Regions from separate parts of the Homo sapiens genome. Here region 1 is linked to region 2. A link is a contact called in ENCODE Hi-C or POLR2A ChIA-PET data. All regions are on one chromosome and are shown on one strand. The core of a region is the stretch at or near the end of the contact, and the rest is flanking DNA. Distances in the headings are between cores, read along the strand shown. Region 1 overlaps RBMS3 (RNA binding motif single stranded interacting protein 3). Region 2 overlaps RBMS3 (RNA binding motif single stranded interacting protein 3).

Region 1 (2,850 bases), core at 73-2,572, 51 kb before region 2:
ACAATAATAAACAGAGTATGGTACTGGCATAAAAACTATTACATAGATCAGTGGAACAGAATAGAGATCCCAGAAACAAATCCATGTGATTACAGTCAATTGAGTTTTGACAAAGGTACTGAGAATACACAAGAGCAAAAGGACAGTCTATTCAATAAATATTGTTGGGACAGCTAGATGTCCACAAGCAGAAGAATGAAATTAGACCTTTATTTCATACTACATACAAAAATCAACTCAAAAGGGATTAAAAATGTAAATATAAGACCTGAAACTATAAAACTACTAGAAGAAAACACAGCCGAAAAGCTCTGTGACATTGGTCTGGTCACTTATTTATTGGACATGACACTAAAAGCACAGGAAACAAAAGTGAAAATGGATGAATGGGACTACATCAAACTGAAAAACACAGCCAAGGAAACAATCAACATGGTGAAGACATAACATATGTCTGATACGGGAGGAAGTATTTGCAAACCATAGATCTAATAAGGGGTTAACATATATCAATTCAATATCCTAATTTTAAAAATAGGCAAAGGACCTGAATAGATATTTCTCAAAAGAAGACATACAAAGAGCCGACAGGTATATGAAAACATGCTCACCATGACTAGTCATCAGAGAAACACAAATTAAATCCACAATGAGCTATCAACTCACACCTGTTAGAATGGCTATTAGGAAAAAGATGAAAGATAAATGTTGATGAGGATGTGGAGAAAAGGGAATCCTTGCACATTCTTGGTGGGAATGTAAATTAGTATAGCCATTAGAGAAAACAGTATAGAGGTTTCTCAAAAAATTAAAAATAGAACTACCATATCATCCAGCAATCCCACTACTGGGTACACATCTGAAGGGAATAGAATCAGTATGCCAAAGAGATATCTGCACTTGCTTGTTCATAGTAGTAATTATTCACAATAGCCAAGAAATGGAATCTACCTTCAGAACCTTTTTTAATTTTTAATTTTCCAATTAAAATTTTATAAATAAATAAATCAGACAGAAAAAAAGGCAAGAGGCCTGCTCACTGCCTCTTAAATTATTTTTATGGTTGCCTTCTCATAGACCAATCATCACAAATTTCCACTTTATTTGGGTTCATGTTTTGTGGCCCCCTAAAACTCATAAGGTCCTGTGCACTTTAAATGAGCTGCTGCTCCCTGGACCAAGACAGAGCCAAGTCTTCATGACGTACAAATTACCCAAGAGGTCATTTTTTTCCCCTACTAACTGGCACGGCTCAGACATATGTGTGACCTGGGCAAAACATCAGTCCCAGATCCTGGCTAGTGAGAGGGAAGAATTTCCTCTCTAAACTTAGAGACCAAGTTTGTATTTCTGGAGTGGATCTAAAGGTCATAGCCTCTCTGTGTTTCCACATGTGTGCAGTTAGCTAATGTGGGCTGGGAATTCTGAACACAATCATCTACAAACTGTTTAGAGAACAAAGCCCAAACAAGGCCGCACAGAGCTTCAGGTAATGCTTTAACTCGAGTTAAATCCAGATGAGAAAGCCTTTACATTTTTTCCCCATAGCTTCTCCCCAAAATTCAAAAATTCTGGCAATGTCAAAACTAACTGTGGTTTCCATGGAGGAACAGGGATGCCATGCCACATAGGATGTTATTTTTTCCACTGCAGAGGTACTTTATAGGCACCTATTGCAAACGATCTTCAGCTTCAAAGAAGCAGGAAAAAATACATCTGTGGTCTACCTGAGAATTACTTGATTTTGGTTACAAATATGAAATGACTGCCTTGCTGTTATGCTGCTTCCTATAAAAATCCTATCAGCAAAATTAACACAGACAATGGTGTTGGAGAAGTAAAACAATCCTCCTTACAGTTCCCAAAGCAGGATCCAGTTATATTAGGATTGGTGCCTGGAAGTAGAATGTCAGGCCAGAGAAAGACCACTCAGGAACTAGGCAAGAAAGAAATGTAGTTAGAATCTAAACACTGTAAAAATTCAGACTCAAACTTGGACAGGGGAATCTAGAGTGAGTACGAGGAAATAAAGCATGTGCTTGAATATAGCTGTTGAAAAAAACTGAGCACAGATGCTTAACATTTCCGTAAAGGACAGAAGGGAATGAATGACAAGGTAAATCTCGGTAAGAATTAGAGGCTGGAGGGCAACTTGAGACAATAGGAAACTACGTGGATGGGGGAAGAACTTTCTGAGAAAAACCAGATTTCAAAAGAAATAATTGGCCTTAGCAGGCGTTTGGATGTTTTGCTGCAAGAATTGGTGCCTGGATGAATTCAAAACATAAAAGTCTTTGGATTAAACTTTATCATACCTTTAGAATTCAAATAGAAAATGTTTGTTTATCTCTGGATTCATCCATCAAGAAGATAATGACCCCCAAACATTCTCCACAACTACACGCAAGCTATTTGAAGAAAAGAAAAGAGACTGGGTAAGTAATTGGGATAGAGTGGCCTCCTCAGAGGTCTTAACCTTATCCCCACTGAGCAAATATGGGAGGCAAGCCAAACAGAACTTAAATAAGATGAAAGAGAGCATTTGCTCTGAAACGACCACATAGGCCCTTTAAAGAAGCACATGGCTCATTCTGAGTCCTGAGAGTAAGAGAAAGTATCAGCTGCACCTTGTCTTTCTACCACAATAATTCTGAGGCTATTTTCCCACTTAAAATTTATTTAACTGCAGCTCACTTTAAAGTTAACCTAGATAGAAAGCTAGACATTTGCCAACATAAGTGCAAAATTGAAGTTAGCAGAAAACCATTCTCAAAATATAAAAAAGGAAAATGATTTTAAATGGAACAAAATGATCAAAATATTTTCAAAAGGAACATGTGCTTTCATAGT
Region 2 (2,812 bases), core at 203-2,702:
ATGCCAAATACCAATGTGCTATTTTGACGTTGAAATGCATAGCTACATTTTAAAAAACACTCAGATCTAATATTATAAAATTATTTGGAAATGAAGTATTCATTAAACTACTAATAGAATTTTTCCTGAAACTATGTATGTGACTCTGCTTTGTCTGTGACCTAGATAGCCCTGAGGGTTGTTTTATATGTTGGGCTACAACATTAAGGTTTCTTGGATAAATGTTCAAATAAGTAAAAGAGTTATCACTGTATCGAATCAAAGAAAAGGCAACAGAAAATTTTTACCATGGCAGAATACCATTGAAACTATACTCTCATTCTACTTACTTCATTTATGTTAAGTGCTGGATATTCTAGTCATAAACTTAGTTCCAGAAAGTGATTACATATGTGGAATAAAAGACACGATTCATAGAAAGCGTCCTGTTGGTGCTTGTCCTGGGTGGTGACGCGGATTAGAGACAATAGAGCTCTTGTTCTTCCATGCCAATATTTTTAATAGATCCACCATTGTAGTATACTTCAACTTTCCCTGGGAGAAATTACCAGATCCTTTCAAAGATGTTGAGAATTACCCAGGAATCAACATGGAGGACACAGTGCTGCAAACAGTATTACGGTGTCTGTGAGTGAACAGAGGGAAACTAATCTTGCCAGAGTCCCTTCTCCTCACTCCCACCCCAACAAAAGAAGAGGGATGAGTGCTTTCTAAATATGCTGTGCCCAACTCCTGCTAACTCAGTTTAAATTCATCAGCAGCTGCAGCAAACTTACAGATGGTGCCAGATCCCAGGAGGGGAATACCTACAGGGAGCTGGGGCCTCCTGGAAAGCTATACTTTCTCCCTTCCAAAAGCTTAACATCAAACTATTCTCAAGGTCCAGAAGTTCTGGCAGAAAAAGGGAGTTGAAATGCCTAGGGAAGAAATTTTTTTTCCACTTTGGAAATACAGAGAAAATTTACTTAAGACTGTGATCACCTATTGCTACTATCATTACAGTCACTGGTTGTGGCTCTATCTTGTGGGCCAGTTTCTCTTCCCTCACCTCCTCCAGTTCATTTCCTCTGACAAGTTTGCTCACCAGGTCCCTCAGTCTTAGCACTTTTCACAAAGAACAGTGCAAAATAGATGCCAGCAGGGCCAAAGGGAGATGCCAGCAGGCTGTCACTTCATCACCCCTGGCTAGCGTGGAATGCCAGCAGCTCATATTGATTCTGCCCTCTTCCAGCCAGCCTCTAGTGCAAGCATGCTCTGGCCAGTGCCCCCACAGTGTCAGCCACAGCTGCCAAGAAATCTCTTAACTTTACGTGGTCTATAAGCATCCTAATTCCAGCCAGACACCACAGCTCAGGACGCATGCAGGACAACCTGCTGGAGACGACCCTTGCCAGGCCAAAGCCCACCATGAGGCTGGAAGAGAACAAACCCAGAGAAAGCCTCAAGGGTTTGGTTACTAACTGGGTTGGGGGATCTGGCAACAGAGACATGGCCTCAGGCACACTGCTCGGATTCGCTGCAATAACCAGCTGCTTGTCTGGCTGCTTGTCGCCAAATAGTAATCTTGGCATGTAGCCATTAGGCTGGCACCAGGTCTGAAATGCTGCAGTTCAACAATTTTCACCAGGCTGTGCCAAACCAGAGACACAGAACACTTCCTTGTCTAAAATCCAATCCAGTGGTATCTACTTCCTGTGGAAGCCCTAAGTCCCAGTTTTCTTTACCTAAGTGGAGTAAAAGCATTCCAGAGAAAATGGCTGAAAAGCAAATGCTACATACTAAAACATATCTTCCAAATGAGTTCAAAGTCAAACATTTGAGATTAGCTAAATTTCACATCCTGGAAGCAGCTGCCCTTGTCCCTGAGGCTTCTGTCTTAGCAAGCAAGGGAAGCAGCGGGGATTCAAAGAGCTTTCAGTGTAAACTCTGTGAATATGTAGATTTTCTCCAATGTATCAACATATTAATAGCAAGATTACAAGTATTAGGTTCTATACGTCCAGAATGCATTAAAATTTACACCAATTTTTAAAACATTTTCAGGCTATGTAAACTTGACCCTGAAAAATGTATATTCAAGCATACTTTCAAAATTTTGCATGCAATTTTAGTGACCTCTTAGAACCCTTGTTGAGGACCCAGCTTTACCTTAACTTATTCTGTTTATTATAAAATTCCTGGTTTGAGCTACTCAGGAAGGATAGTGACAATGTATGTTTCTTTCCATTTTATTGCAAGTTTTTACCTGTTTTCATAAACTATAACCTAGGTCCCCTACATAAAATCAAGCAAATAAATGTCAAATAATTTGATGGGACATTAATAATAACTGATTCCTGTGGCTCAACAGCTGAAACTCTTTCTTATCTCCAGCTTTCCTGGACTGGTTTCAATTCTTTTCGCAAAATATACCAAACAACACTTGAAGTTGGCTTACGGGCATTCTAGGTGTCAGAATAATGTAATTATTGACATTTGAAATCCTAAATCTCTCTTTTTTTCCCAATTATTTCAAGAAACCTTGCTTTTGGTATAGATTTTGCAGAAATTTGTTGATTCTAGATCACAGAGTAAAATATATGAGAATGCTCTTAAATAGAACCAGGTCAAAGCCTCCAAAAAAAGGAGGCAGGTAATAAGCCATGGGTTTTCTCATTTTTGCTTCCATTGATCCAGATGGCAAGACTGTATATCTATGCTCTGTTTAAAACTCGTCCACACACCCTGAGGATTGTTGAAAATAGGAGGTACAACAGAGAGTTAAATAAGCTGAGAATCAACTGGGAGGGACATTTCCTATTGAGAGGGAGCC

The links. A loop is a pair of places that touch in the nucleus more often than their neighbours do. ChIA-PET counts read pairs that join two places held with the same protein, here RNA polymerase II (POLR2A).
Region 1: a loop to region 2 is called in a map of cardiac septum, with 1.9 times the contacts of the local background. The contact joins two enhancer-like sites. A Hi-C loop is called at or near these places in 2 of 168 maps with a recorded cell type or tissue (HCT116 and cardiac septum). POLR2A ChIA-PET finds 5 or more read pairs at or near these places in 3 of 52 experiments (H1, MCF 10A and OCI-LY7).

What each region holds. Positions count from the first base shown.
Region 1 is chr3:29,502,608-29,505,457 of GRCh38, reverse strand. The region is part of intron 3 of RBMS3 (RNA binding motif single stranded interacting protein 3); the gene reads right to left. Among named protein-coding and RNA genes, the nearest start is that of RBMS3-AS2, 140 kb to the left of the region's middle. Within about 2 kb of position 1,322, at least 8 of the 41 ENCODE cell types and tissues checked have a DNase peak (open chromatin) inside an H3K27ac peak, as active enhancers do.
Region 2 is chr3:29,452,176-29,454,987 of GRCh38, reverse strand. All of the region lies in intron 2 of RBMS3 (RNA binding motif single stranded interacting protein 3), which reads right to left. Among named protein-coding and RNA genes, the nearest start is that of RBMS3, 170 kb to the right of the region's middle. Within about 2 kb of position 1,452, at least 13 of the 41 ENCODE cell types and tissues checked have a DNase peak (open chromatin) inside an H3K27ac peak, as active enhancers do.